Regions from separate parts of the Homo sapiens genome. Here region 1 is linked to region 2. A link is an interaction called in ENCODE POLR2A ChIA-PET data of the cell type or tissue named here. Cell type or tissue: A673. All regions are shown on one strand. Links, peaks and the distances in the headings refer to the core of each region. The heading gives the core; the rest is flanking DNA.

The links. ChIA-PET counts read pairs that join two places held together with the same protein. Peaks named below come from ENCODE experiments on the same cell type or tissue, not always from the same donor. Only the 100,000 strongest peaks of a DNase experiment are listed, where the experiment ranks them.
Region 1: POLR2A ChIA-PET joins it to region 2 with 8 read pairs; 3 of 35 experiments call an interaction of 5 or more read pairs at or near these places.

What each region holds. Positions count from the first base shown.
Region 1 is chr15:85,841,860-85,857,758 of GRCh38, reverse strand. No RefSeq gene overlaps it. Among named protein-coding and RNA genes, the nearest start is that of MIR548AP, 24 kb to the right of the region's middle. In A673, for the core only: no CTCF peak of the experiment used is centred there; no DNase peak of the experiment used is centred there; H3K27me3 peaks cover 1,409 bases.
Region 2 is chr15:85,891,000-85,906,898 of GRCh38, reverse strand. It overlaps LOC105370953 (a long non-coding RNA gene), which reads right to left and starts at 8,065. Exons shown (of 2, transcript XR_001751742.2): 1 at 7,953-8,065; 2 at 5,759-6,796. In A673, for the core only: no CTCF peak of the experiment used is centred there; a DNase peak (open chromatin) is centred at 6,708.

The DNA.
Region 1 (15,899 bases), core at 7,510-10,009, 51 kb after region 2:
GTAGTAATCTAGAGTCAAATTACCTTGATGCAGATGAACTCAGGGCATCCTAAAAATTGCAGACCCAAGATGTACAGGGAAGTCCCAGTGCAAAACAGCTCCCAACCCTCTGCCCTGTCTCTACATTTATCTCCTTTTTTTTGCTTGTTTGTTTGTTTTTTTGAGGTGGAGTTTCACTTTTGTCACACAGGCTGCAGTGCAGTGGCGCGATCTTGGCTCACTGCAAACTCCACCTCCCAGTTTCAAGCGATTCTCCTGCCTCAGCCTTCCAAACAGCTGGGATTACAGGTGCCCACTGCCACACCCAGCTAAATTTTGTATTTTTAGTAGAGATGGGGTTTCACCACGTTGGCCAAGCTGGTCTCAAACTCCTGACCTCACGCGATCCACCTGCCTCAGCCTCCCAAAGTTCTGGGATTACAGGCGTGAGCCACCATGCCTAGACTTCTACATTTATTTCTGTGTGCTGCCTCTGCTGTGTCAGAAGTTAAGTGGCTAAAGAAACAGTTAAATTCTTACCTTAGAACAAGGAAGGAGAGAAGCCTTCCCTGACAACCAAATAAATATAAAATGATCTCTCCCTTTCCTAATGACAATAAGTTAAATTTTTTTTAAAGTTTGGGGGTTAATTTGAATATGCAAACTTTCTAGGGATGTGGAAAGAATAGTCAAAATGTCTACTTGTTAATATTTCATTTATTCACTGATGTGTGAACTGTTCTGCAGTAACATAATTTGAATTTTTTACATCATGTATTATTACAAGTGCCCATGTCCATCTGCCATTCATGACTTCTTTTATAGCCACTTACATGTGGGGTTGATGGTGTCTTTCTTGGTTCCCAGCTTCCTAACTGGAAGAAATGTAAGGTATAAGGGTAAAAAAGGCAAGACCCAGGATAGATTCATGCAATTTGCCAAAATTATTTGTTTCTATTTTTCTTAATTTTTCAGAATCAAGAATTTGAAAAAAAATTACACCATCAACATTGTATTAGTCCGTTCTCACAGTGGTATAAAGAAATACCTGAGACTGGGTAATTTATAAAGAAAAGAGGTTAAATTGGCTCACAGTGCTGCAGGCTGTACAGGAAGCATAGCAGCTTCTGCTTCTGGGGAAGCCTCAGAAAACTTTCTTTCTTTTTTTTTTTTTTTTAAATGTGAAAATTAGCATTTATTTAAAGGATATCTAAATATGGAAAATACACTATATAGACTGAAGGAGACAAAGACATTGTTAATGGTTAAACAATGTCCTCTCCATTCCAACCTAACTTCGGTCTACTGAGCAAGTAGAAGACTGTGAGAAATAAAACAATTACAGAAAATTAAGACATTTCTTTTTGTCACCTCAGTGACAGTGTGTAAATTTCCAAACCAATTCCACACAATTGCACTAAAATATAAATACTAACTTATCCTTTCAATGGATACTTTTTTCTTTGAGTTCCTCCAACAGAGTCCCTTTCCTTGTAAGTTTTGAAAAGGTTGTCAACATTCCTTCATCACAATTCAGCAAAACACTAGCTGCTATGTCATGCTCGGGTATCAACAGCGGAACTTCTTTGCACTCTCCCTCCTTCTCTCTTCTGAATAACAGGAAGGGTAAGAGTCAGCAGCACACATTGGATTTAGAACTGAAAGTATCTTTGGTTCCCTGCTAAGACTTAACTATCTCCTAGGAACCACATCATCTTTTCTTTTTTTTTTTTTTTTTACTTCAATCATGGCGGAAGGCAAAGGAGGAGAGAGCGTGAGTTGTCTCACATGGTAGGAGCAGAAGCAAGAGAGGAAAGAGGGAGGTGCTACATACTTTTAAATGACCAGATCTCGTGAGAATTCACTCATTATCATGACAACAGCATCTGAAGAATGATGCTAAACCATTCATGAGAAATCTGCCCCCATGATCCAATCACCTCCCACCAGGCCCCACCTCCAACACTGAGGATTACTATCCGACATGAGATTTCAGCAGGGACACAGATCTAAACCATATCAAGCATTATATATAATTTTAGAGATGCCAGGTTTCAACAATTGTTGGGAAAATTTTGTATTTCAATAATCTTGTTTCTGGAGAAATGTTTTTATTTTCAATTATCTCATCACTTTAAAATAATAAAATCGGCCGGGCACAGTGGCTCACACCTGTAATCCCGGCACTTTGGGAGACTGAGGCGGGTGGATCACCTGAAGTCAGGAGTTCGAGACCAGCCTGGCCAACATGGTGAAACTCCATCTCTACTAAAAATGCAAAAATTAGCTGGGCATGGTGGCGCATGCCTGTAGTCCCAGCTACTGGGGAGGCTAAGGCAGGAGAATTGCTTGAACCTGGGAGGCAGAGGTTGTAGTGAGTCAAGATCATCCCATTGCACTCCAGCCTGGGTGACAACAGCGAAACTCTGTCTCAAAAATAAATAAATAAAATAAAATCTTGGCCAGGCACGATGGCTCATGCTGTAATCCCAACACTTCGGGAGGCCGAGGCGGGCAGATTACCTGAGGTCAGGAGTTCGAGACCAGCCTCACCAACATGGTGAAACCCCATCTCTATTAAATACAAAAAATTAGCCAGGTGTGGTGTTGCATGCCTGTAATCCGAGTTAAGGCAGAAGAATCGCTCAAACTCGGGAGGCGGAGGTTGCGGTGAGCCGAGATCGCGCCACTGCACTCCAGCCTGGGCAAAAAGAGCGAAACTCCATCTCAAAAAAAAAAAAAAGAACTAGATGTATGGGCATTTGTAATATTTTCCATCATCACATCCCTAGAACATCCATAGTTCAAGCAACCCCAGCTCCCTGCAGGCTGAGCTCCTGCAGTAATATCCTGCACAAAAGCAAATCCAGCCTGCAGCCCAGCCCCAGGATCCCTGCTTGCCTCGGAGCCCTGCTTCCTAACCTCATGCATTAGAGAACATTAGAGTCCAAGCGGCAAGGTGGTTTGTTACTGCATTGGGAGGAGTGATTTCTCCTCTCTCGTTCCTTATTGCCGTGCTCAGTATGATAATATTTCCTTGATTTTCTCTCTATCTCTTTGACAGTTGCATATCAATGGTCCCTTCTGCACAGAGCAGACTTTTCTGAACACTCAAAAACTCCTTCATACACACAAACACACACACACACACCCCAGAGGACAAGGCCAATTCTGCCCATAAATTTGTCAACTTGTTGCCGTAGAGACAGACTCCGGGTACCCCAAATGTGGATCATCAGTGCCACCTAGTGGAACATTGATTATCCTGCATCCTCCAAATCCCAAGACTTCGGATGGGAGACAATGGTTAGGTTTTTTGTTCGTTTTGCTTTTTTGTTTTGTTTTTGGTAGCTATCTGGAGCTCTCTTTCAATGTTCTAGGGATCTGCCCACCAGAATCTACTTCAACCAACTTCCTCCAGGCTGGTTCCTTCCCACCCGCAAAAATAGATCACATAGGGCACTGGCAGCCCATCTCACGTTCGGGACGCTTGGCTTCACTACCTCATGCTTACTTCTTTTTTTTTTTTTTTTTTTTTTTTTTTGGCGGGGGGCTCTGTCGCCCAGGCTGGAGTGTAGTGGCGCGATCTCGGCTCACTGCAAGCTCCGCCTCCCGGGTTCAAGCCATTCTCCTGCCTCAGCTTCCCGAGTAGCTGGGACTACAGGCGCCCGCCATCACGCCCAGCTAATTTTTTGTATTTTTAATAGAGACGGGGTTTCACCGTGTTAGCCAGGATGGTCTCGATCTCCTGACCTCGTGATCCGGCCGCTTCGGCCTCCCAAAGTGCTGGGATTACAGGCGTGAGCCACCGCGCCCAGCCACCTCATGCTTACTTCAAAAAAACGCCGGAATGGCTAGGTCCCTTGATTGTCACATATAACAACAAAGACAAACCAACACCTGATCCATGGGAGAGTAAGATTCCTGAGGATTAAAAATAAATGAAGTCCTCCTTTATCATTTTATTCATTTGTCTGGCCTGTGTGGCTTCTATGGCTTCTAGCTCACACATTTGAGTGTGCAACAAGTCAATTTTCTTTATTTTCTTTTTTTCTTTTTTTTTTTTTTTCTTTTTTTTTGAGATGGAGTATCGCTCTTGTTGCCCAGGCTGGAGTGCAATGGTGCAGTCTTGGCTCACTGCAACCTCCGCCTCCCAGGTTCAAATGATTCTCCTGCCTCAGCCTCCCAAGTAGGTGGGATTACAGGTGCCCGCCATCACGCCCAACTAATTTTTTATTTTTAGTAGAGATGGGGTTTCACTATGTTGGCCAGGCTGGTCTGGCACTCCTGACCTCAGGTGATCCACTCACCTCAGCCTTCCAAAGTGCTGGGATTACAGGCGTGAGCTACCGCGCCCGGCCCAATTTTCTTTATTTTCTATACAGAGCTTACCCATTGCACTGGGTAGCAGAAGCTAATATCAATAAATGCAGGGTCTCCCACCCTCACTTTATCCAAGTTCCAGAGGACATAGAGGGTGTTGAGTCTGGGCAGGGTGGGTCGGGAGCATCTTATCCTCAGAGTGTTATCAATCCACACTCCATCCACTAACAAGGCCCCCTCCCTACTCATTTCAAGCCATGACCCTGGGGAAGAGCGCTGCTAGGTCCACCTGGTCGAGCCCTGGAGTGTCTGCAGGCCAAAGCCACCCCCTGCTGCTCTGCCCTGCCAACCTTCTTGAACAATGGCTGCCAGGTGGTGCCAGTGAAAGAGGGAGACCCTTGGTGAATATTTCCAATTATAATCTGTCAACCAAGATTTATCACACTTAGGGGCATGACCACACTTTGGGGCTTGTGGTACATAAAAATGAGAATGCAAACTCCTTTCTTACAATCAGAGACTCCTTGGGAGACAAACTAGTCAACCAAATACAGAAATCTTCCCAGCAATTGTTTCAAGGGAGGCACAGGCCCACAAGCCCTTCATCGAAACACTCGGGCCAGATGAGTTTGGGGATTCTGAATTTGTCGGATTTTAGGAACTATCTAGGATGTCACCCATAATCTATCACATCCATATTTCTGCAGCAAAATGTACCAGCAGTAAAGTGAAATAAAGACAGGCAACAGCCTCATGCTGGCTCAGGCAGGATTTGCCACCAAATGAGTTTTAGCACCAAAAAGAAAAAACTTTCAGTTTTCACAACTTTTTGGAGTTCAGAATTACAGATAAGTGTTTGCAGACCTGTATGTACAATGCAGAGAAGGGACCTGTCAGTTGGCCCAAAGACGTCAGGAGGCTTCAGAGAGGAGGTCGTGTTTGAGCTGAGATCTGACAGTGAGAGCTGGTGGGGAGACCAAGCACAGGAATCAGGTGAGAACTAGCAGAGTATGAGGGTGGGGGCAGCCTCCCCTAATTCGTTGTGCTTGGAACTATTAAGCCAGACTCTTCACTCTTGTTGGCATTCCCAAGTTGGCCTCAAAACCACCCTGTTGCAGGAAGCCTGCTGGAAGCCTTCTCTGACTACCCACCCTCTCCTATGTATATTGCATTGACATTCCAAAAAAGTCCTGTGGGTTTTCTTTCAGGCCACTACAGATATAAAATTCCTTGAGTACAGGTACAAAAACAGACACATAACACATATTCAGTGGAACAGAATAGAGAACCCAGAAATAAAACTGTGCACCTTCTTTCAAAAGAAGACATACATGTGGCCAATAATCATAGGAAAAAAAGCTCAACATCACTGATCATTAAAGAAATGCAAATCAAAACCACAATGAGATGCCATCTCACACCAGTCAGAATGGGTATTATTAAAAAGTCAAAAAATAACAGGTGCTGGTGAGATTGTGGAGAAAAAGGAATGCTTATCCATTGTTGGTGGGAGTGTAAATTTGTTCAGCCATTGTGGAAGACAGTGTGACGGCTCCTCAAAGACCTAAAGACAGAAATACCACTGGACCCAGAAATCCCATTACTGGGTATATACCCAAAAGAATATAAATAATTCTATTATAAAAATAAATAAAATGTGGTACATATACACTATGGAATGCGACGTAGCCATAAAAAAAGAACAAGATCATGTCCTTTGCAGGGACCTGGATGGAGCTGGAGGCCATTATCCTCAGCCAACTAACACAGGAACAGAAAACCAAACACTGCATGTTCTCACTTATAAAATGGGAGCTAAATGAAGAAAACACATGGACACATAGAGGGGAACAACACACACTGGGGCCTTTCAGAGGGTGGAGGGTGGGAGGAGGGAGAAGATCAGGAAAAATAACTAATGGGTACTAGGTTTAATATCTGGGTGATGAAATAATCTGTACAACAAACCCCCATGACATAAGTTTACCTATGCAACGAACCTGCACTTGTACCTCTGAACTTAAAATAAAAGTAAAAATAAATAAATAAATAAATAAATAAATGCAGACTATGGCTGGGCTCGGTGGCTCACGCCTGTAATCCCATCACTTTGGGAGGCCAAGGCAGGTGGATCACAAGGTCAGGAGTTCGAGACCAGCCTGGCCAACATAGTGAAACCCCGTCTCTACTAAAAATACAAAAACTTAGCCGGGCGTGGTGGTGGGTGCCTGTGATCCCAGCTACTCTGGAGGCTGAGGCAGAAGAATCACTTGAACCCGGGAGGCGGAGCTTACAGTGAGCCGAGATCATGCCATTGCACTCCAGCCTGGGTGACAGTGAGAGACTCCATCTCAAATAAATAAATAAATAAATGCAAAATAAAAAAGCTAAATGAGAAGATATAAATAAATAAATAAAATAGAATTCCTTCAGTACAAACAGGACCTTCCCTCTGTTGTATCTTTCCTACTCTATACTTATCCCTATTTGAGGATTCTCAATAGCAGCCATTCCCTTCCCCATACAACCATAACCACCTCAGCACCTGACAGTAACAACAGCAACACGTTCTTAGAGTTTCTTGTCTTGGGGGAATGAGGGTGACATTAGTCCTGGGGGAGAAAAGGAAGGGGGGAAATCTCTAGGGGTTGTGTGCACTCACTTGTGTGTTTCATCTCCTTACCCCCGACTCACAGAACAAAGAGACAGAATCTTTTTCTGTACGTTAATTCTTGAATCAGTGGAGTTTCCAATGCAGTGATGTAAATATTCAGGCAATAAACAAGGAGCAGATGGAATGGCCTTCACAGTTATTTTCATGTCTCTGTCAAAATATTTACTTTGTACATAAATCTCTTTTAAAATACATTAATTTGGCATTGCATGCAAACATTTCCATGAATATTAATCAATCACCCCCAAATTACTAAATGTAGCTTCCATTTCAGCATTTCATCAGCACTTACCAAGGATGGTTGGGCTGGGCAGGGAGTGGTGGCTCATGTCTGTAATGCAGATCACTTGAGTCAGGAGTTCAAGACCAGCCTGGCCAACATGGAGAAACCCCGTCTCTACTAAAAATACAAAAGTTACCTGGTTGTGGTGGCCCATGCCTGTAACTCCAGCTACTCGAGGGGCTGACGCAGGAGAATCGCTTGAATCTGGGAGGTGGAAGATGCAGTAAGCTGAGATTGTGCCACTGTGCTCCAGCCTGGGCGACGGAGTGAGACCTTGTCCCCAAAAATCCAGAATATAAGACCCAAAAAGGCCTTGCCTAAACAAAGGGATGGGCGTCCCCCGGACACCGGTTCAGGGACAGGGATGGGGGAAGAGGAGGGGCCCAGGAGGGCTTCACCCTCTGTCCGGGTGCAGGCCAACACCTGCTCTTGCCCACCCAGCCCTCAGGGAAATCAGCCTGCCACACCACCCGCTGTGTTGTGAATAGATGCTAAGGCAATTCAGAGAGCTGGGAGGAGGCTAGCGGAGAGGGGATATTTCTGGAATGTGTCTATTCTCTAGGGCTACAGTAAATCAGCCTGAACTCCTTAGAACTCTATTTGCTGCACATCACGTGAATGCAAATCCGTATGATTGGTTCAGAGTTTGTTCAGCATGGATCTCCTCTCCATTTTTGAAGACATGCACAGCACAAAACCAAATATATATTTGATACACTGAAAGCATGTGGTAGATTTTAATGGAAATGGTTACCCCTTGGCAAAGAAACAAAGTATGGAGGAGGTCGGTCAGTCTGCAACACTGCCCTCACCACCACCCCAACAGGGGAAGGACTCCTTGGAGGCATCCACTCCACTCCACTCCATAGTCTGCCAGAGGGACTCGGCTGTGACCTACAGTGAGCACCAAGGACCGCCACCTGGTGCTACTAGCAAAGGTTTGGAGAAGGAAGTTCAAGCTCTCTGAATTCCCTTCAGTTCAGCAAGCCCTCTTAAGAACCTACTTCAGCCGGGCGCGGTGGCTCACGCCTGTAATTCCAGCACTTTGGGAGGCCAAGGCAGGTGGATCACCTGAAGTCAGGAGTTCAAGACTAGCCTGGCCAACATGATGAAACCCCATCTCTACTAAAAATACAAAAATTAGCCAAGTATGGTGGCAGGTGCCCCAAATCCCAGCTGCTCGGGAGGATGAGGCAAGAGAATCGCTTGAACCCAGAGACAGAGGTTGCAGTGAGCTGAGATTGTGCCATTGTACTCCAGCCTGGGTGACAGAGCAAGACTCTGTCTCAAAAAAAAAAAAAAAAGAACCTACTTCATGCTCAGCCTTGTGCTAAGCAGGGAGGATGAAAAATAAAGTTCTGGCTTGGCCATGATGGCAGAATAGTTTTGGTAGGCAGGATAACGACCCTCAAACATATCCACATCCTAACATCCCAAACCTGTGCATGTGTTATCTTATATGGCAAAAGATTTTTGTAGATGTGATTAAATTAAGGATCCTGGGATAAGGAAGGTCATTCTGGATCATCCTAGTGGGCCCAGTGAATCAAAATAGTTGTCCAGGGTGGCAGGAGTTCATGGGCTGAGTAAGGTGTGCTGTATTTGTAACAAAGGGATTAACGAAACTGAGCACATCAACAATGATCGAATGTGCAAATACCAGAAATTAAAGACACTACAAATTCCTGTCCTATCTTGGAACATTTTGTGGCTTGAATTGCCAGATGGGAGTTAATGACTTATAATTAATGGAAGGTCAAATCAACTGACTTGTATAATCAACAAACTTACAAACTCCCATTTTACCATGTTGAGGCAGTTTGGTGTGTTAGAAAGAGCCAGGGGTCTGGATCACCTGGTAATTTACTATGTGCATTTTGGCAAATCACTTAAATTCACTAGATCTCTGTTTGCTCATGTGTAAAATGAGAATAATGCCACCTCATCAACCTGAGTAAATTACCTGGCCCTGAGCCCAACAATAGGGACCTATTATTGAAGATCTGTGTTAATATGGCAATAATGATAGGGTCTATGCAATACTAAAGTGTCTGACTGAAAAAAGAATAATTAAGATAACCCTTATAATACATTAGCCACCACAATATCAATGGTGTCCCTATGTGGAAACATTCATAGATCTGGTGATAAGATATGTACGACAGCTATTGCAAATGACTGTGAGTAAGACTTAGAAAGGGCACGGAAGGGACAGGTACCCCTCAGACACCAGTGCCCCGGGATGATAAAGAATCAAACACAAGGCATCCATGGGGTCACTTTACAGGTAATGCATCTTTAAGAGAAGAGATCTAGGTCTGAACAGCTGAGCTGACATTCTGGGTATCCTGCACCCACCATGGCAAAATTTCAAAGCTTCTTGCAAAAAAAAAAAAAAAATTATTAGACATCCAGACTCCCCTTTTGTTTCCCACCTTTTTGTACTCTTCATGTAGTAGACAGCCTGATCCCAGGTGGGAAATTATCTTTGAACTCTCACTTTTCCATGCTATCACTTTCCCATATTATCACAATAACTCAGGAGTCTGTATTCAGTGGGGGTGTAAGTGGATTAGATGGAGAAAGAGAGACTTGGAGCAGAAAGAAGACAGAATGTGATGCTCAAGTGTTGGAATAAAATTCCTCTTTACAGTTACTCTAAGGAGCTGTTTCTATGCATTTCCAGTAAGCTTAATGATCAGTTTCCACAGCATCAATCATGTTGAGAAGCTTCATTATAAAACAGCCAAAGCATTATTCATAGTCACTCTGATGATAATATGATCATATTATGGGAATAATATTAAAGCACAGAAAAATAAGAAAAATGGGTAAGGATTGGGTTGGAAAGGTACTACTCTGGGAAATATAGAGCTAGTTATCATCTGGAGCACCCATCACAGGCTTTACATGTTTAGAAAGAATCGCAAGATTTCAAGTCTGCTTGTAGAGAAATACTCAGTGTCACATTTTACAACCCAGTGTGCTCCTTTAATAAAACACATTATTTAATATTGTATCTCAACGTGATTCATTCTACTATGAGTAGTTAATATTCTTCCCAGGTGCTGAAGAACCAGAAAGTCTGGAGCTGAAAATTCGAGGGTCAGGCCAGTTTAATCCCCTTTTGTTCTCAAATCAGTGATAAATAGATTACCAGAAATATTCTCAGGGACTGAGACAGACAGGCTGGACGACATAGAGAATTTATTTCAAATCCAGCTTCTGTGAATCCAGATGTCCATTCATCTCCTATGCAAAATGCTGCCGGAATCATCTGCTGACTTGTAAATGTCCATTTCCAGTCATAGAGCTCTCCCACATTAGCTTTGGGATCATGACCCAGGGAGCTGTTTAAATATCAGTCCAGCAACCTGCACTGTTAAGCTTTTTTTTTTTCCTAATCTTTTGAATTTTATTAAGACTTATTTTATCACCCAGCATATGGTCTAACTTGGTAAATATTCCAGGTGCATTTGAAAAGAATGTGTATTCTGTTCTTGGGTATAATCTCCTATAAATGGCAATTAGGTCCAGGTAACTGATAGTATTTACATATTCTATATTCTTACTGATGCCTTTGTCTAATTGTTCTATTAATTACTGAAAAAGGGATGTTAAAAATATTCAACCAGGATCGTTGACTTGCCTAGTTGTCCCTTTAATCTTCTCAGTTTGTGTTTCATACATTTGGAAGTTCTGTCATTGGTCACATATGCATATAGAAGGGGTGTATGTTCCTGCTGATTTGGTTCTTTTATTATTATAAAATAATCTGTATTGTATCTCATAATACTCCTTGCCTTGAGGTCTATTTTGTCTAATATTGTTATAATCACACCAGCTTTCTTATACTTACTATTTTCATGGTATGTACTTTTCCATTCTTTTACTTTTAAACTATCTGTGTCTTTACATTAGAAGGGTGTCCTTATAGGCACACTTTATAGAGCATAAAGACGGGAATTGCTTTTTTATTCAGCCTGATAATCTCTGTCTTTTAATTGTTATGTTTTGTCCTTTTACATTTAATGCAAATGTTGATATGTTGGTCTATCATTTTATTATTTGTTTTCTATTTGTCCTATCTCTTTTTTGTTCCTCTGTTCCTTCTTTTCTACTGTCCTTTGGGTTAATCAAACTTTTTTAGTATTCTATTTTAACTCCTCTATTGGCTTTTGAGTCACTTGCGACATTATCGTTTCATTAACCTCGCCTAGTCCTTTCTACCACTATTGTCATTATGGTACATCTACATACATTATAAACGCCACTGATTTGAGAAATTGTATTCAGCAATTAATATATAAATAATACATAAAATAATATATGAGTCGTTTGAGTTCCTTATATTCTGATTATTAATTTGTTGTCAGATGAACAATTTGAAAATATATTCTCCCATTTTTGTAGGTTGTCTCTTCACTTTCCTGATTGTTTTCTTTGCGTTTGTGCAGAAGCTTTTATGTTTGATGTGATCCCATTTGTCCATCTTTGCTTTGGTTTCCTGTGTTTGTGAGGTCTTACTCAAGAAATCTTTACCCAGACCAATGTCCTGGAGCATTTCCCCAATGTTTTTGCCTAATAGTTTCATAGTTTCAGGTCTTACATTTAAGTCTTTAATCCATTCTGATTTGATTTTTGTAAATAGTGAGAGATCAAGATCTAGTTCCAGTGTTCTGTATATGGATACCCAGTTTTCCCAGCACCATTTATTGAACAGACTGTCCTTTCCCCAATGAGTGTTCTTGGCACCTTTGGCAAAAATTCTACCTTCCAATACCAGATGAAGAGAGAGGAAAGTAGAAGGAGGAGAAAGAAAAAGAAAGGAAAGGAAGAAAAGAGAGGCAAACCAATGAGTTCAATTGGCCAATTCACACAGTGGCTTCTGTACCATCACTCTGAACACTGTCCCAGCGTAGCCCAAAGCCCCCTTGCCTCCTTCCAGCTAAGACCCTTGCTGGCCCAGATCTGTACAATCAAGAGTAGTGTTCTACACTGGAACTTCAAGTTATTCTTCCTAGTTCATAGGCACAAACTCTGCCTAAAGCACAGGACATGCCTGGATCCCCAACCACAGCCACATTCAGAGCCGGCTCCGTGTCTTCTCACAAATCCAAGGGTCACCATCTCACCTTCCCTCACAGTGAGTTTGTACTCCAAGGCCCTTGGCGTCCTTTCCTCTCATAGGGCCTTGCTCAGGACCAAGTGTTCTATACTCCTACAGGTTTCCTGATCTTTTAATTCCAGACAGGGGTTGGAATATCAGTCCTTTTCCTTCCACAAGGCCTCTAGGCTTCTAATGCAAGTCGATGCATTCTCCAACTCCCGCCACCTCCCCCAGCCACATCCCCTTGCACTTGGAGGGGAGAAGCAGCCTTGAAGAGCCAGATAAAGCATCCTGTTAGCCTCTGTTCCCAGGAAAGGATTATCTACCGTTCCTCCCCTTGCATATTGATAGGAGCTACCCAAGTGGCTCTTCAGGAAACAAAAGAGCCCATCTCATAGTGACTTTTAATATCTGGCCAGACATTGAAGATACTGGGACAGCTTTTAAAATCCAGCTTCACAGAGTACTCAAATATACAAATATCTGCTTGCACATTGAAAGCTGGCAGAATATGCCACATCAACATATGCTGCTCTGGCGTAAGGATTATTTTGAGCTATAGGCACTTTAAAAAATACATGAAAGAAGGGCATTCTGACCCTTCCCTTTCTCTTCCTGAAAGAAGGAGATAACACCTCCTTACAGAAGAGGTCCTCCCTGTGCCAGAAGGAACGTTTGTTCTTATTATCAAAGATGGGAAGTTGAGACCAAGAGAATCCTATAAAAGTAAGTCTTGTTAAAATTTGTATCTTTCTTGAGCCTCCTCATATACTTTTTTTTTTTTTTTTTTTTGAGTCAGAGTCTCTCTCTTCTCTGTCACCCAAGCTGGAGTGCAGTGGCACAATCTCGGCTCACTGAAACCTCTGCCTCCTAGGTTCAAGCAATTCTCCCGCCTCAGCCTACTGAGTAGCTGGGATTACAGGCACCCGTCACCATGCCCAACTAATTTTTGGTATTTATAGTAGACACGGAGTTTCACCATGTTGGCCAGGCTGGTCTTGAACTCCTGTCTTCAGGTGATCCGCCCGCCTCAGCCTCCCAAAGTGCTGGGATTACAGGTGTTAGCCCCACACCCAGTCAGCCCCCTCACATACTTTAGTTACTTTTCCACAATTGCCTGCCTTTGTTCAACTTAATATAAGAGCATTTAGGTTTTGTCACTTATTTGGGTATTCATTTTCTCATGAGAGCTCCCATGTCACATGAAATTTATATTAAGTAAATTTGTTTGCTTTTCTCCTGTAAATCTGCCTTATGTCAGTTTAATCCTCAGGCCCAGCCACAACACCATAAGAGGGTATAGGTAAAAAATTTTGCCTCCCTTATGCTGTCTTCTCTGTTCCTTGATGGTGAGGATATTGGGACTGACCGAGGGTTTGAAACCCCAGTGGCTGAAACAACACTGACACAGAGGAAATGTGCCATAAATGTTTGAGAATGGATGAACAGATGAATGAACTAACTGCTGAGTTAAACCCAGGCTGGGCTGACAAGAGGCAGTAGAAACAGCCTGCAGGGAGCAGAGAAAACACCTGTACATTTCCCTACACACTCCTCACTTAAGAGTGGAAACGGGGGTCTTATGGAGTCCCATTCCGTTCCAGGCCACCGGCAGAGTCGTGTTTGCTAGTGCACAGGGCCACTGTATGTTCACTCTCTGTGTACATCCACCAGACCTCCTCTTCTGCCCCTTCCTTCCAAGAGGCTAGATGCAGAAGTGGGCCAGTGTCTTCCCCAAGATCCACCATCTTGTGAGCCAGTGTCTTCCCCAAGAGTCAACATCTTGTGAGCCAGTGTCTTCCCCAAGAGCTGCCATCCTGTAAGTGAGCCAGTGTCTTCCCCAAGAGCCACCATCTTGTGAGCCAGTGTCTTCCCCAAGAGCTGCCATCTTGTAAGTGAGCCAGTGTCTTCCCCAAGAGCCAACATCTTGTGAGCCAGTGTCTTCCCCAAGAGCTGCCATCTTGTAAGTGAGGCAGTGTCTTCCCCAAGAGCCACCATCTTGTGAGCCAGTGCCTTCCTCAAGAGCTGCCATCTTTGCCTCCACGCCATCCCTCATGGAGAGACAAAATACTGGAGCAGGAAACTCTGCCTCCCAGGTTTCCTGTCACAGCAGATGCTGCAGAAACATCCTAAAGTATCCCTGTTGCATCTGATGACCAAGTCAGAGCTGGATGTGTCATCCTGCCCTTCATCCATCATGAATCTGAAGTGGTTTTGGTTACTCTGATGATGCAAGTGTGAATTTCCTTCATGAGACCTGAGTCTGCCATCCCTGAGAGCTGGAGCTGAGCCTCCAGATGTGAAAAAGAAGAGCAATGGCTCCTGTTGATTCTGGGGGAGGGGGGTGGGATAGCATGCCTCCCCCATGCAGCACCTGCTCCAGCCCCTGGCACGAGGAAGGTGCTCAGCAAGGGCGAGTTGCTGCCCTTACCATCTTAGACTCACATAAAGAGCACATGCGGCCGGGCGCGGTGGCTCACGCCTGTAATCCCAGCACTTTGGGAGTCCGAGGCGGGTGGATCATGAGGTCAGGAGATCGAGACCATCCTGGCTAACAAGGTGAAACCCCATCTCTACTAAAAATACAAAAAATTAGCCGGGCGCGGTGGCGGGCGCCTGTAGTCCCAGCTACTCGGGAGGCTGAGGCAGGAGAATGGCGTGAACCCGGGAAGCGGAGCTTGCAGTGAGCCGAGATTGTGCCACTGCAGTCCGCAGTCCGGCCTGGGCGACAGAGCGAGACTCCGTCCCAAAAAAAAAAAAAAAAAAAAAAAAAAAGAGCACATGCACCTATAAAATGGCCCAAAAACTGAGACTCACAAAAGTTAAATATTACTCAAGATTACACAGCCAGAGAGCCTTTCTCCACAGGGCTAGTGAGGCTTGGAGCATCCTACTCCAATTTGCCTTACTTGAATTTTGACCTACCTGAGATTGTATAATGTCTTAAAAATCTGATTTTTTAAGAGGAGGGACAGTGTTCTGTGACCCATCTATCTCCAGATAGCTCAGATGGTGAACTAATTCAGCCAACCCCCTATCTCCTAACTAATACCCACACTGAAACAACTCAATAATAAAAACACGAATAGCTCCATTAGAAAATGGACAAAGCAGGCCAAGCGCAGTGGCTCACACCTGTAATTCCAGCACTTTGGGAGGCCTAGGTGAGTAGATCACTCGAAGCCAGGAGTTCAAGACCAGCCTGGCCAACATGGTGAAACTCCGTCTCTACTAAAAATACAAAAATTAGCCGGGCAAGGTTGCACATGTCTGTAATCCCAGCTACTTGGGAGGCTGAGGCAGGAGAATTGCTTGAACCTGGGAAGCGGGGGTTGCAATGAGCTGAGATTGTGCCACTGCACTCCAGCCTGGGCAACAGAGTGAGACCCTGTCTCAAAAAAAAAAAAAAAGGAGAAAAAGAAAGAAAGAAAAGAAAATGGACAAAGCTGCTGGGCACTGTGGCTCACGCCTGTAATCCCAGCACTTTGGAGGCCAAGGTGGGTGAATCACTTGAGGCCACGAGTTTGAGA
Region 2 (15,899 bases), core at 5,317-7,816:
TCTTCATCTCTCTCTTGCTGTGAGATGACAGTCCCATTAAGATGCCATCAGCCCCTCTTGTTCAATGGTCACCGAGTCTTTCAATCACCAAATATGTATTAAGTTGCTACACTGTTTCAAGCACTCCCAGAGGCAAAGGCTGCAAGGAAATGGTCTTATTCAGTGATGCAGTGAGGAAAGTAACATTTGAAGAGTTTTTTTTGTTTTGTTTTGTTTTTCCAGTTTACAAAGTACAAAGAACAGAACTCTCTTTTGTCTTGAGGAAGGCTCTGAATCTGTTTCCTCATTTGAAAAAGAAGGATAATACCATCATCTAGCTGAACAGCTGTGGTTTGCTTTTTGTTTCATTTTGTTTTAATTCAAAAGATATTTGTTGAGTAACCGCTTTGTATCAAGCACTGTATTTCTATTGATATCACAGACAATTACTATAACAAGCCAATGAACTGTGATAGCGCCTAGCACCCAGACTGGCAGAGTGGAAGCTTCCTAAAGCCCCATTCCGTTCCCATTCATTTTTTTCATTGGATCTGTCCGGGGACCTCCTCCGAGCCTACTTTCCCAGCCTGCGTCTTTGACAATGATTCAGTCTCTCTTCTACCACTCTGCCTTGGGCCTCACAGCACAGGCCAGCATGGGAAACATCCAATATCCACACAGCATCCTGATGGGCAGGGCTCCCACTCATCTCAGCCCAGCCCTGCCAGCACCTCCCAGACAGGATGGTAGACCAGGGACTGGAGTCACAAGGAGCAACGCAGGTCTGCCGTACTGAATTAAATAGATGAAAACTTCTGTTTCAGATACTGCTGAATTCTTGGGAAACACTTGAATAAGCAATACTTTGTGTTTTCTCACGACGGAGCAGGACTGACCCATAGAAAAGACTCCCTCAGAGCCTGCGGGGGGCTGGGCAGGCTCTGAATGGCAAGGCAGCCTTTCCCACTGGAAACCAAGGCCTTCCCGCTCCCCAGCCATTAGCAACACCAATCCCTTTTTCCCTGTCGCATTGTGTCAGCATTCACTTCTGACCAAGAAACCCCATTAATTTTCTGTGATGTACATCCCAAATGACATCACTTCAGTCCTTTGAAATTCAAAATGCTGGATTAATGAACCACAAACTTCAAGAAATTGGCTGCACAATCCATCACATCTGACTGCAACTTTACCACTACCTCAAATTCCAAAGAGCGGCATAAATTTCCCAGGCTGCTTTTGAAAATGAACACAGAAGCCGGAAACAGCAGCCCACACTGCGTTCATCGTTTCTACAAATGTTGTGTCTTCTGTGTGCTGGAAATTAAATGGTCCCATTCTCCACCTGGTATTTTATTGATATAAATTTAACCTGTTCAAATGTTGTATTAAATTCTAGTCTTTTCCAGAATAATCTGCATTTAATTCCTCATTCCACCAATCTATTGAAAATCTCCCTCTTGGCAGCCTTTCAGAAAAGCTATATGAATTACAAACTCTTTGAAATTTTGTTGAAGTATTAAGAACACTACTTACCCACATATTCAACTGAGGCCCTTTTAATTCCATTCCATTTCCCCAAACTCCTTTATATAATGTCAGAGCCACAAAAACCAGACTCAGTGACTGGGCACAGCCATTCACCTTTCCTTCAGAAGTGAAAATGGCATTAACATTCGCAAATGAAAAAATATAGATCAAACTAATTACCTCCTTTTTTCCCCAAAGTAAAAGACGATCTAACACCATTCTTTTGGACATAATGCCATTTATTTCACATAAGGGGGATTTTGTGTGCTCAGAAAAGATGGTATTTAATACGTGTGAATCAAAATCCAGATTAGCTAATTAACTGATGTCTGAGAATGAGATGAAGAATCAACATGCTATGAAAATTGTCAAAAGCACAGAAGAAATGTCACACCAGGTGAGACTAGTCCATGGGGTCCAGAGTTTTCTCTGCCAGTGAAACAGATTTTTTTTTTTTTTTTTTTTTTGACATGGAGTTTTGCTCTTGTTGCCCAGGCTGGAGTGCAATGGCACGATCTTGACTCACTGCAACCTCTGCTTCTGGGTTCAAGCAATTCTCCTGCCTCAGCCTCCCAGGTAGCTGAGATTACAGGTGCCCATAACTACGCCCAGCTAATTTTTGTATTTTTAGTAGAGATGGGGTTTCACCATGTTGGCCAGTCTGGTCTTGAACTCCTCACCTCAAGTGATCCACTCACCTCGGCCTTCCAAAGTGCTGGGATTACAGGCATGAGCCACCATGCCCGGTCCTGTTTTTTTTTCCAAAAGCACAGTAGAATAAAACTTTGGTTAGTTGAAATCACCAGAAAATGAATCATCGTCAGATAGCCAAGTTTTCCAGATAGCTGAAGGTAATTTCTTTAAATCACAAAAATGTTTTATTTAGCTTAAATGTTTCTCTGCCCTCATAGAATGCATTTATCCAACACTGGTCATTCAGTCATCACTATGAGCATCAAAAATTATTTACCGAAGGCCTAAGGACTTGGTGAATTGTAGTGGGTTATTTGCCCCTTCATTAAATTGCCCCAAACTGTTGTCCTGGATGTACCTGTCAGTGACATCTGGCTTAGTTCAATATTTCCCGACTCTCAGGTAGATTCCAGAAGGCTCATTTTTGGAAAGGTGATGTTGGGGTGGACTACCAAGGTGTCACCTTTAATGATGAAGGATTTACCTCACCCAGATCCCCAACCCTCAGTAAGAATTGGCTAAGATATTCATCATGTAGAATTTATCCAATCTAGTGGTTCCAATTTTTTTTTTTTTGGTAGAAGCAGGCAAATGAAGAGGTCATTTCTCGAATAGTCATGGTCACCTACAAGATGTGATAGTGAAACCCAGTCCTAACTGATCCAGTCTTTAGTTACAGAGGAGGAAGAGCAGAAAATTAGATTCTTAAGAGTTTCCTGGCTGTGGCAGTCAAGTGCCTCATAGAAAAATCTAGAGAACTATAGAAAAAAATAAGCCATAGAAAAAGTCCAGGCTAACAGAGGGAATGGGAAACATCAATATCACTGAAGGGTTTCCAGGTAATACTTCAAGATAAACCAATTCATTAATTTAACTACTGCAGTAACATCTCTTTCTGGTTTGTAAAATGTTTTAAGAGTACCAACTTCCAAACGTTCATACCTGTACGTCAATGTATATAAGTTTTCTAGAAACTTGAAGCCATTTAAAGTAATTAGAAGCTTTTTATTTTTCCTATTTCATGTGTAAGTCTTTTCAAAATGGACCACATGGTTTCTCGCCTACTTAGACAGGAGTTGAAGAGTCTCAACCACTCTTCTCTCAGTGTCCACGAGTACTTGACCATGGAGAAACTGGTCAACATTCCTTGTGATTTCTCCCCAGCTGAGCCACTTTGGGAACATGTATTAATGTTTCTTTACTTGAAAGATACAGAACATAACAGTACCTACCTCATAAGGTTGCTGTGATCATCAAATTAGATCAAGTAACTAGACAAGCATGTTATATTCACAAAGAGGAAGATTCTTGACATCCATATCAACTTATTCTGGATTCTGTGCCTTATTTCTTGCTTTTGCTTCTCAATTTTCTTCTGTGTTCTGCCTGAACATGTAGCTGTCATCCATCCCTTTTCATGTTTTCAGATATCTTTTTTTTTTTTTTTTTTTTGGAGGTGGGGAGACGGAGTCTCACTCTATCGCCAGGTTAGAGTTCAGTGGCACAATCTTGGCTCACTGCAACCTCCACCTCCCAGGTTCAAGTGATTCTCCTGCCTCAGCCTCCCAAATAGCTAAGGCTACAGGTGTGTGCCTCCATGCTCAGCTAATTTTTGTATTTTTAGTAGAGATGGTGTTTCACCATGTTGGCCAGGATGGTCTCCATCTCGACCTCATGATCCACCTGCTTTGGCCTCCCAAAGTGCTGGTTGTTTCTTATTTTCTACAGGTTGTCAAAATGAACTGAAGGCTCTTAAACTTCTGTGTAAAACAAGATAAAGTAGGTCCTGAATTGAGGTCTCCTCTCTGGCCTAAAACCCCTCATGAGATTTGATGGTGGTTATTTCTGATACTCAGTGGTCTTCTCTCATTACTCAATGGTAGTGATTTCCAGGAGTGTGACCCTTGATATGTGATAGAGGACTATGTCTCATGTCATTATCTCAAAATCATTCCTCATGTTATCAGTTTTATCCAAGGATTAGGACCTGGAATAAATGGACATTTATGAAACAATTTTCAAAATGTTGAGGTTAAAGAAAGTACGCAACTTCATTTACAAAGTATTTTGTTTTTGTTTTTTGAGACAGAGTCTCACTCTGTCACTCAGGCTGGAGTGCAATAGTGTGATCATAGCTCACTGCAACCTCTGCCTCCCAGGTTCAAGCAATTCTCCTGCCTCAGCCTTGAGTAGCCAGGACTACAGGTGCACGCCACCACACCTGGCTAATTTTTGTATTTTTAATAGAGACAGGGTTTCACCATATTGGCCAGGCTGGTCTCAACTCCTGACCTCAGGCGATCCACCTGCCTTGGCCTCCCAAAGTGCTGGGATTACAGGCGTGAGCCACTGTGCCCGGCCTTACAAACTATTTTTTATTTAAATACTTGAATCCAGTCAAGCCTCTAGCCCTAATTCTTTGTATAGAGGGGACGAGAAACTATAGTAGATAAAAAATGGATTAACCAAACACAATGTGGTAACTGTAAAATCTTTTTTTTTTTTTTTTTTTTTTTTTTTTTTTTTGAGACAGAGTCTAGCTCTGTCGCCCAGGCCGGACTGCGGACTGCAGTGGCGCAATCTCGGCTCACTGCAAGCTCCGCTTCCCGGGTTCACGCCATTCTCCTGCCTCAGCCTCCCCAGTAGCTGGGACTACAGGCGCCCGCCACCGCGCCCGGCTAATTTTTTTTTTGTATTTTTAGTAGAGACGGGGTTTCACCTTGTTAGCCAGGATGGTCTCGATCTCCTGACCTCATGATCCACCCGCCTCGGCCTCCCAAAGTGCTGGGATTACAGGCGTGAGCCACCGCGCCCGGCCAACTGTAAAATCTTATGTGAAGAATCTCATCAAAAGAACACGACTTTAAGAACCCATGGAGCATTCAGCATGGAAGAGGCCTCCTATGATATTAAGAAACAATGGCTAATTGTGTTGTGGTGATAAGGTTGTGGTTTTTTTAGTCTATCTATTGGAGGTACATACAGATTTATTCACAGGTGAATGACACAATGTTTGAAATTTCCTTTATGGTACTTCAGCCAAAAAAAAAAAAAAAAAGTGGACACCTGAAGTCCCAGCTACTCTGGAGACTGGGAGGCCGAGACAGGAGAATGGCATGAACCCAGGAGGCGGAGCTTGCAGTGAGCCGAGATGGCGCCACTACACCCCAGCCTCGGTGACAGAGCGAGACTCTGTCTCAAAAACAAAAAAGTGTGTGTGTGTTGGGGGTGGGGAGGCAGTGATGTGTGTTAAGGGAAGTAAACAAAAACAGCAGAATATTGATTTGAAGCTGGCGTAGGGTACCTAGGTTTTATCATACTATTCTGTTTAGTAAGGTTAAAATGTTTCCAAATTAGTCTTCAAATTTATAGATCGATTCATTTTTGGAACATGATGCCATCTAACACATTAGAGGCACCATGCTCCCGGGGATGGAAGGCTAACCGAAATCTCAGTCAGTCAAGACATCCATCAGTACTCATTGAACACCTACTGTGCACCCAGCCAGGAAGCTCTGAAAGGTCAAGCTCATTAGCAACCATTCCCAATGCAGCCTTTGACACTTGAATGCATTTATTTCCATTTAATCAATTTTGCAAAATCGTGGTCACAATGAGATTCTCATTTAGGGTTAGCGTAGGTTGAGAGACAAAGTCAATGGGTCATTTTTACCTTGTAGCAAATCAAGTATTTTTAATATATAACAATGAGTAAATGTGGCATCAATTATTAACAAAGTGAATAGAAATTGATACAATGAAACAGCTCCCCTATCTCAGTCTTCTCTGGCTTCAGTTCCTTTGCTCTTTCAAATTTGTTAAGCACTGCTAACACTATTTTTGGAATCCCTCATTAATTCCAAATAAAAGAGTCTTGGTTCTTTAATAGATTGGTTCTAGCAAAAGCAGCATGTACCTGGAAATCAGGAGGCACGACTCCTGCCCGAGACTCTGCCAGCAATACAACGTGTGACTTAGGAGAGTCGCTTCTCTGCTCTGAGTCTCAGTTTCCCCACATAGGAAATAGGGCCAATTGTACCTGGCACACGTCTTACAGGGGTTATACAAAATTATGCCTGCCCCCATATTATAGGGATCAAGCAAAAATACACAAGACAGGTGGGAAATAATGTTTAATAACTTAAGAGATGGGAACTGAGTAAATTCAAGATACCCATTGTCCTGAGTTCAAGCCTTCCTGGTCTTCATGAAGCAAAACTATTGTCCTAACAGAAATCCTTGTCGAGTCGCCTTCACGTTTCACTTGGAAGCTGGAGATCTGTCCATTCGCCCTTGTACCATGAAGTGTGGATACAGTGGCAGAATGCCCTAGAGGATCCAGGAGTTATACAGGAATTATCTCATCTGCAGTTAACCCCAGAGATGGCTGAGCAGTATGATGCCACCGTGTTCAACCATATTCAACTTATTCTTCAACTCCCCCGCGGGTGACTGCGGCTCACTGCAGCACGGTAAGTAGGAGGAGACTGCCTCGCTCAGCAGGGCACATCTGAGTCTCCAGCAGCGGCTTTTTTATGAGTTCCCCTTGGCAGCACTTCTCTAGGACTCCTTTACTGTGTAACAGATGCAACTGCTGCAAAATATCAGAACCAGATCCACCCTAAGTAAATGGGAGTGGCGTGCGTGTTCAAGCAAGAGACACAAGCAGTTACCCTGTGACCAATCTCCATAGACAAAGAAATTCTCCATAGACATAAACCCAGTGATGCAGATAAGGAAAGAAGACAAGGAAATGAATTTCATCTCTAACAGGATCATTAAAACCTTGAAAGTGGCACCTAGGAGAATTGGGAGGCTGTTCAGGGTAAAGGTGAATGGTGGTCCTCCCAATAGTGTTGAGGAGTGCAGTGGCCAGGAACCACCTCTAATGACTTTCCCTAGAAAACTCAAGCCCTAACAGAACAATAGGTAGGAAGGTGACCTCAGACTTTCCAGTAGATGGGTCTGGAATCAGAGGCAATGCCTTTGAGCTCACATCTATTGGTCACCCCTGCCTTGAGTTGAGCTCTGGTTTGCCCACCCATAGGGCCACCCTTTCCCCTCCCTCTCCCACCACTCAGCCCCTACTCGACCTTCCAGCTTCCTCATTCCTCCTTTCCCAGGCATCCTCACAGACTGAGGCCACTGTGATCTGAGAACGTTTCATGACTCTGATTTTTTATTATTTCTAATAAATAAAAGCAAATCTTTACCCCCTCTGCTGGCCCCTTCTACTCTCATTCTGAGTTAGACTTAGAAAATCACAAAGCTAGCGGCTGAGTGCGGTGGTTCACACCTGTAATCCCAGCATTTTGGGAGGCCAAGGTGGGTAGATCACATATGATCAGGAGCTCGAGACCAGCCTGGCCAACACGGCAAAACCCTGTATCGACTAAAAATACAAAAATTTCCCGAGCATGATGGTACATGCCTGTAATCCCAGCTACTCGGGAGGCTGAGACAAGAATCGCTTGAACCCAGGAGGCAGAGGTTGCAGTGAGCTAAGATTGTGCCACTGCACTGCAGCCTTGGCGACAGAGTGAAACCCTGTCTCAATAAATAAATAAATAAATTTTTAGGAGACCACATGGTCCATTTGTGTCCCTTGGTTCTGGTTTGCTCAGATCTTGGGCAAATAATTCACTGCCCCTACCTAAGTGTTACTAATTCCATTTGTTAATAACTCCAAATGTTTCTGTTTAGCTTCTCTCCCTGGATTTGGGGTACACAATGAGCAGAATTGAAAATACCTCAGTGACAGCTGCGATCTGGACATTTGGAGAACTCGAGGCTCCACACTGCAAGATGGGGTGATAGATGGGCCCTGAAAATAGAACCCATCTGATGACCTGGAATGAAATGCCAGTAGCAGCCGACACTTCCCCATCCCACTTACATGGCACATGCCGGGCTCCTGCGTGGAACAGACCGAACTGTACCGTCAAACAGGCAGATATTAATTGGAGGCAGTTTTCTGCATGGACAAGTCTGGCATCCACTTCTGTCCAGACACCCAAATGCGTATCACGTAGCAGAGACCCAAGGCGAGATTTTGACCCTTAGGCAGATAGCCAATGAAAGGCTTATCCAATGCAAAGTATGGAGCCACAGGATGCTGCAGAAGGCAGGTCCAGAGCCTCCCCTCAGGCTCCAGCTCACACCCCAGCACTCACCCATCCACCCCTCATTTTAGCATGAGAATCAGTAGCTGTCAGAGTTAATTACAGAGGGGGCTCAGGAGGCTGCTCCCACTGTGGCCTTTTCTCCCTTCTTTTTACATGTTGGGAGGGGCTTAGAAAACGATTTTTTGCTACATCAGTCCCAAAATAGATATTCTCTATATAAGTTATCATTTTTACCACAGCAAGATGCTAAACAACATTTTTCCCTTTTACATGTGTTTTTGAAGTTGTTCTCCTAAGATAAAACGCCCCTGGGAAAAGGTTTCCCCATCGCATGCCACAGAGAGCAGAGGACAGCCAGTGAAAGTGCCCGTTGCTGAGTCTTCACCAGGCCACAGTGAATCACGGATGGCAAATAAACACGCAGACCAAGCTGCAGAGCCAGCTCCCTTTCAGGTTTCTCTGAGGGTAGCTTCTGTAGTCCTGAGCTTCTGACTGGCCATTCCCAAACTCACCGTTGAATTGGGGGATGCAGGCACCGCCTGGCCTAGAGGCGGAGAGAGACAGCACAGCCAGCCAAATCCCAAAGCTCAAGACTCCTCGGGAGTCCGAATGCCTGACAGGATGAAGCCTCGGCATAGCAACAGGCACAGAGGTGAGGCCCGGGAAGAACAATTTTACCAAGCTTTGGGTGATCTCTATGAGAAATGCTATGCTATCATCTAATCAGCGCTAACATTTAACTGCTCCAAAAACATTGTGCAAGTATTTTATCTGGGTGCTGTGGAGAAGACACAGAGGCAGGAACAACCACTGTGGAAGGGGTTCACATTCAGCTGGCCAAGGAAAAAGACCCATGATTAGCGAGAAACCAATTCCAAACCATGCAGTCCTATAAGGTCATTGGGAGGTCAGTGTATACCAGATTCGAAAAAGCTGCAGGAGTTCAAGGCTGCTGTGAGCTTTGATTGCGCCACTGCACTCCAGGCTGGGTGATAAAGTGAGACCCATCTGAGAGAGAGACAGAGAGAGAGAGACAGAGAGAGAGACAGAGACACACACAGAGACAGAGACACACAGAGACAGAGAGAGACAGAGACAGAGAGACAGAGACAGAGAGAGAGACAGAGAGAGACACACAGAGACAGAGAGAGACACACAGAGACAGAGACAGAGAAAGAGACACACACACAGAGACAGGGACAGAGAGAGACACACACACAGGTACAGAGAGGAGGGACAGAGAGAGGGACAGAGATAGAGAGAGAGAGACACAGAGAAAGAGACAGAGAGAGAGAGAGAAAGAGACAGAGACAGAGACAGAAAGAGACAGAGACAAAGAGACAGAGAGACAGAGACAGAGAAAGAGAAAGAGACAGAGAGAGAAAGAGACAGAGAGAGAAAGAGACAGAGACACAAAGAGACAGAGACAGAGCGAGAGAAAGAGACAGAGAGAGAGACACACAGAGAGACAGACACAGAGACACACAGAGAGAGAGACAGAGAGAGAGACAGAGAGAGACAGAGAGAGAGACAGAGAGAGAGAGACAGAGAGACAGAGAGACAGAGAGAGAGACACAGAGAGAGACACAGAGAGAGACACAGAGAGAGACACAGAGAGAGAGACACACACAGAGACAGAGAGAGAGACACACAGAGACAGAGAGAGACAGAGACAGAGAGAGAGACACACACACGGAGACAGAGACACACACACACAGAGACAGAGAGAGACACACACACACAGAGACAGAGAGAGAGACACACAGAGACAGAGAGACACACAGAGACAGAGAGAGAAACACACACAGAGACACACACACAGAGACAGAGACACACACACAGACAGAGACACACAGAGAGAGACACACAGAAACAGAGACACACACACAGAGACAGAGAGAGAGAGACACACAGGGACAGAGACAGAGAGAGACACACACAGGAAAAGAGACAGAGACACACACAGGGACAGAGACACACACACACAGGGACAGAGAGAGAGAAAGAGAGAAAGAGAGAGAGAGAGAGAAAGAAAGAGAGAGAAAGAGAGAGAAAGAGAGAGAGAGAGAAAGAAAGAGAGAAAGAGAGAGAGAGAGAAAGAGAGAGAGAGAAAGAGAGAGAGAAAGAGAGAGAGAAAGAGAGAGAGAAAGAGAGAGAGAAAGAGAGAGAGAGAAAGAGAGAGAGAGAAAGAGAAAGAGAGAGAGAAAGAGAGAGAAAGAGAGAGAAAGAGAGAGAAAGAGAGAGAGAAAGAGAGAGAGAAAGAGAGAGAGAGAGAGAAAGAGAGAGAGAGACAAAAAAAGCAAAAAGAGAAAAAAAAGAAAAAGAAAAAGAGAAAAACAACTGAAGGAATGTTTGAGCTAGACTTTATTCAGAGATAACATTTATTTAGGTACTACTACATGCCAGACCGTAAGCTAATATTATCTCCATTTTACAAATGAGTAAAAGACACTTCAAAATGTTCAGTCATCAAGGGTTAGCTATGCATCACCCAGACCTATTTGCTGCTAATGCCTGTTTCCTAATTGCTGTTTTATTATTCAGCTTCTCCCAATATCAGTCATCCTGCAAGAGACAGAGAGAAGAAGGGGCAGAGGGAACAAAGGATGGACTAGAGCCAAGAGTTAAAGGTAGAAGAGAGGGAGAGACATGTAGAGATGTTGTGCTATTGTCATCAAAAAGCAAGCATTGGCCGGGTGCGGTGGCTCACACCTGTAATCCCACACTTTGGGAGGTGAAGCAGGTGGATCACCTGAGGTCAGGAGTCTGAGACCAGCCTGGCCAACATGGTGAGACCCTGTCTACTAAAAATACAAAGATCAGGCAGGTGTGGTGGCACACACCTGTAATCCCAGCTACTTGGGAGGCTGAGGCAGGAGAATCACTTGAACCCCAGAGGCAGAGGTTACAGTGAGCAGAGATCACACCGCTGCACTCCAGCCTGAGCAACAGAGCCAGACTCCATTTAAACAACAACAACAACAAAAAAAAACCCAAGCATTTTCTTCCTCAATAAAATAGCTTTCATGTGTCACAAACAGCAATATTGTATTTAAATGATACATAGGGCACATGTGGAGAGCATTTAAGCAGAAGAATCATAGTTCTTCATGTTCTGCTAGTTGCATGATTTCATATTACCTAGAGAGAAGCTGAGGCATCAAACTAGTCACTTGCTCAAGGCCACCGTGAGATAAAGGCAAAAGTGGAAGAGAAATCATGTCTGTGCCTGGTGGGTGCCATCTTCACCATGCTGTACACTGCTGAAGTTTTCCAACAAAGGAAGCATCAGGATGCAATCGACAGTTTAGGAAGCTTAGTAGAGGGGCAGAGAAAAGGGCAAAAGGAGTTCAGAGAGGGTGCCAGGGGATAGACTCCTGCAAGAAGGTGTGGGCAGGCTCCAGACTTCACTGCAACCAGGAGTTTTAGTAGAAAGCAGCAGCAAAGAGGAGGGAACCATGATATAACCTGAAGACTAGTCATATCGATCAAGAGAAGAATTAAAGGGAAATCTGTGTTCTGGAAGAGAGACACAATGGTGTGCTATTGACCTTCCTGACTCAGGGTCTATGGCCCAGGTGTTGAACTCCAAGTTCAACATCTGACCACCAGGAGCAGAAGCCCCTGCTCCCTCACTGCCTCTGAATCAGTCCATGGACACAGATCAGGACACTAAATTGGCGGTTCTCAACCTTTTTCTTTCACAGCAATAACCCTGATGTTTGTTATTTGTCTGCAGCGCAGCGCACACTCTCAAATTTTGATGAGACTCAACATTTTTTGGTGAAAAATAAAGTGCTTTACACTGTTTAATTGTCACAGCTATTGATGGAAGTCTTTTGCTGTGGGAAATGGCATGTGTAAGATCATCCCTGTTGTTCCCCAAGAGCTCTCTGTAACCCTGACTCTTTCTCCTAGTTAAGAAAGCACATCAAAAGCAAGTGAGTATTGGCCAAGCATGGTTGTTCACGCCTGTAATCCCAGCATTTTGAAAGGCCGAGCAGGTGCATCACTTGGGGCTAGGAGTTCAAGACCAACCTGGCCAACGTGGCAAAACTCAGAATCTACTAAAAATACACAAATTAGCCAGGCATGGTGGCATGCACCTGTAGTCCAAGCTACTTGGGAGACTGAGGCAGGAGAATCACTTGAGCCCTGGAGGCAGAGGTTGCAGTGAGCTGAGATTGCGCCACTGCATACCAGCCTAGGTGACAGAGCAAGTGAATATGTTTTCCTAGAGAAATCATCTTGATCTACCAGTGTACCAAAAAATCATAAGCACTGATTCTTTTATTGTTATAATGAATTACTTGTGAGTTTCCCTCTACAGTGTCAAGGCACTGTGTCCCAGGGAAGTCAACTAGACCTGTCCACTTGGAGATTCTTAATTTCTAAGCCATGCTGTCAATTACTGACCATGAGGGTTCAGAAGCCTCACTGGACACTACTCTGACCTGTCATTTTCTGACTTCCCACCTGCCAACAGACAGATCCCTGATGCTGTCCTCTCAACACCACCCCCGGCATGCTGGATGTTACATGGACCTCCTTCCTGATCAGAATCACCGAGTTCTTCAGTCCACTCATTTGACCTCCCTGATGCTCAACTGCTCCACACATTCCACCTTGGACAGGGATTGTGCAGTGGAAAATTTTTACGATGTGCCATTTATTATTCAGTATCATTAATGAAATGACAAGGAGAAGTAGTGAATGGTGAAAGAAAGACACAAGGACAAAGAAGCTAAAGCTACAAAATGACTATCGGGAGTGCAGGGGAGAGAAGACAAGCACCAGAGCCTACAGAAGAATGTACACACAGACTGCTTCTCTCCCCTCCTCCCACCCTCTCAGGGGTCACCCTCACACATTGCACTCATGTCCCGCCCATTACAATGTCTCATGTGGACCCCAGTGTGCCATATTTTTCTCTTCCAAACATTTCTGCTCCCACTTTACCTCCCTGACAAAAAATGACTACGTGAATGACACATAACTCAATTCCTTTTGTCCAAACACATCTTACCCCCTTTCACAAGGCTTTCCACTAACGAACAGCCTGACAGCCCCCCAGTGCTACTCCTGTCCAGTAGCCCCAGGCTTTTTCAGAAGCAACACAGAGACATGGGATCCCAAGTAAGAAGATTCTGGCCCGGTACAGTGGCTCACGCCTGTAATCCCTGCACTTTGGGAAGCTGAGGCAGGTAGATCTCCCGAGGTCAGGGCTTCAAAACCAGCCTGGCCAACATGATGAAATCCTGTCTCTGCTAAAAATACAAAAAATTAGGCATGGTGGCAGGTGCCTGTAGTCCCAGCTACTCAGGAGGCTGAGGCAGGAGAATCAGTTGAACCCGGGGCAGAGGTTGCAGTGAGCTGAGATTGTACCACTGCACTCCAGCCTGGGCAACAAGAGCAAAACTCTGTCTCCAAAAAAAACATTGTTTCCCAGAAAAATTGTGACTTTGAAGCGTAGAATTTGATGGCCTTCAAGTATAGATATCCCACAAAGAACTGGAAATACACAACCAGAAGGAATTTAAGAAGTCCCTGCTGTTATAAGTTTTATTCTTATAGGCAAGACCAACCTAGTAGACTTATCAAAACCTTACAAAACCTTTTGATGCAATGACCATATTTTCCCAATTGAACTGACCAGCATGAATACACTTCTTGGAATAAGAGGACAGAATATTTAAATTCAGGAAGGGTCTTGGGGGAAAAAGTATGTGGCTCCTTCACCTGCTGTCTGAGCACATTTTCCCCAACCACTGCACAAGGAGAAATTTCCTGGCATAAGCATTAATGTCACTTCCCTCAACTGTTGAATTAACACTTCAGATTTCCACCTTCCATAGCCTTTAAAGGAGGAAGCCAGATGTACCTGCCCCAAGAATTATATAATTTGTAGCTCGAAAGCAGTCTTGCTTTTCTGTTATTGATTTCTACGTCTAAGCAGATTTTCCAGACACTCTGTAACTTGATTCTGATTCATGGGCCTAGGGCCATGAAGTCTGATGATGTGGATGAAAAACAGGCTCATGAAGTCTGATGATTTCTGTGGACGACAGGCCCAATCGGGTGATGAAAAAGGTCAGGGTCATACCCCAGATTAGATAACTTTTTGGGTGTAATCTGCTGAATCAGCAATAGCCCATGTCTACTTCAAGAGAAAATGAACATTTAGCTCACCTAAGAAACAAGCTAATATAAAAACCACAACATGTTTTAATGAGGAAAGAGTTATCTCTGGCAAAGTAGCCCCCAAATCACCACAACTGAAGCTGCTTAATTGTGAAGCAAATGCAAATGAATTCAGAGGGAAATGGGTTTATGACTGGACCTTTGAGATAAAATCATGCCTGTCGGTGGGGCACAGTGAGTCACACCTGTAATCCCAGCAATTTGGGAGGGCGAGGCAGAAGGATCACTTGAGGTCAGGAGTTCGAGACCAGCCTGGCCAACATGGTGAAACTCCATCTCTACTAAAAACACAAAAATTAGCCGGGCCTGGTGGCAGGCACCTGTAATCCCAGCTACTCAGGAGGCTGAGGCAGGAGAATCACTTGAACCCGGGAGGCAGAGGTTGCAGTAAGCCAAGATCACGCCACTGCCCTCCAACATGGGCAACAGAGCAAGAGTCCGTCTCAAAAAATAATAATAATAATAATAATGCCCGTCATTTCACAAGTACATAAAGAGGTTCAGAGAGGGAAGGCCTGTCACTCACAGCAGGACATTTCCAAGTTAAGGATTATGCAACATCTGGCAAGCAAGTTGTTTAGTGCCACCAAAGACATAACTTGTTCATCCTTCACTTGCTCAGTATTTGTTAAGTACCTATTATGCACTAGGCCCTGATAGCCACATTGTGGTTGCTACTGAGAAAGTTCCTGAACTAAGGGGGGGGTGAGAAACACAAACCACCTGCCCTGTGAAGACAATGGATTTGCACCTAGCAGACCACACGCAGCAAGGAACTCAGCTGAAGCTGCTGTAGAGACCTCTGAGGGCAATAAGGAGGACCCAGCCACTGAGTGGATACTTACAAGAGACAACAGATGGATGCCAGAAATATCTAGCAGGTAAAAATCAGCAGAATTGTTCACGGATTGGATGTGTGGGGTGATGCAAAAGAAAGTTCTGAATGCCTCCCAGTAACCAAATAAATAGGATGTAGTGAGGAAAATACGCAAGTTTTCCAAAATGCAAGTGAGAAAAGTAAGAGACAGCCACACACAAATGCTCTAAGAGGGAGAAGGAAGAGAGATTTTTCCCCCGCCACTGGAAAAACAAGGATTGCTTCATTCACAGAAGTGACATCTGAACTAAGCCCTGAATATTGAGTAGGGTTTGAAGGGGTGGGAATGGGAGGGCAAGGCATTCTGGGTGAGGGGCTGATGTCAGCAAAGCAAGAGGAGGAGTGTTTTGTTGCGGGTCGGGGGAGGAGGGTGCAGAGTTGCCCAATGTGGCTAAAACAGAGGACTGGGAAGGGATGGACTGTGGGGGGCATGGCTGAGAAGGTGACCCACTTCCCATGCTGGGCTTTGAATGTCATGAGCAGGGCTGTGGGTT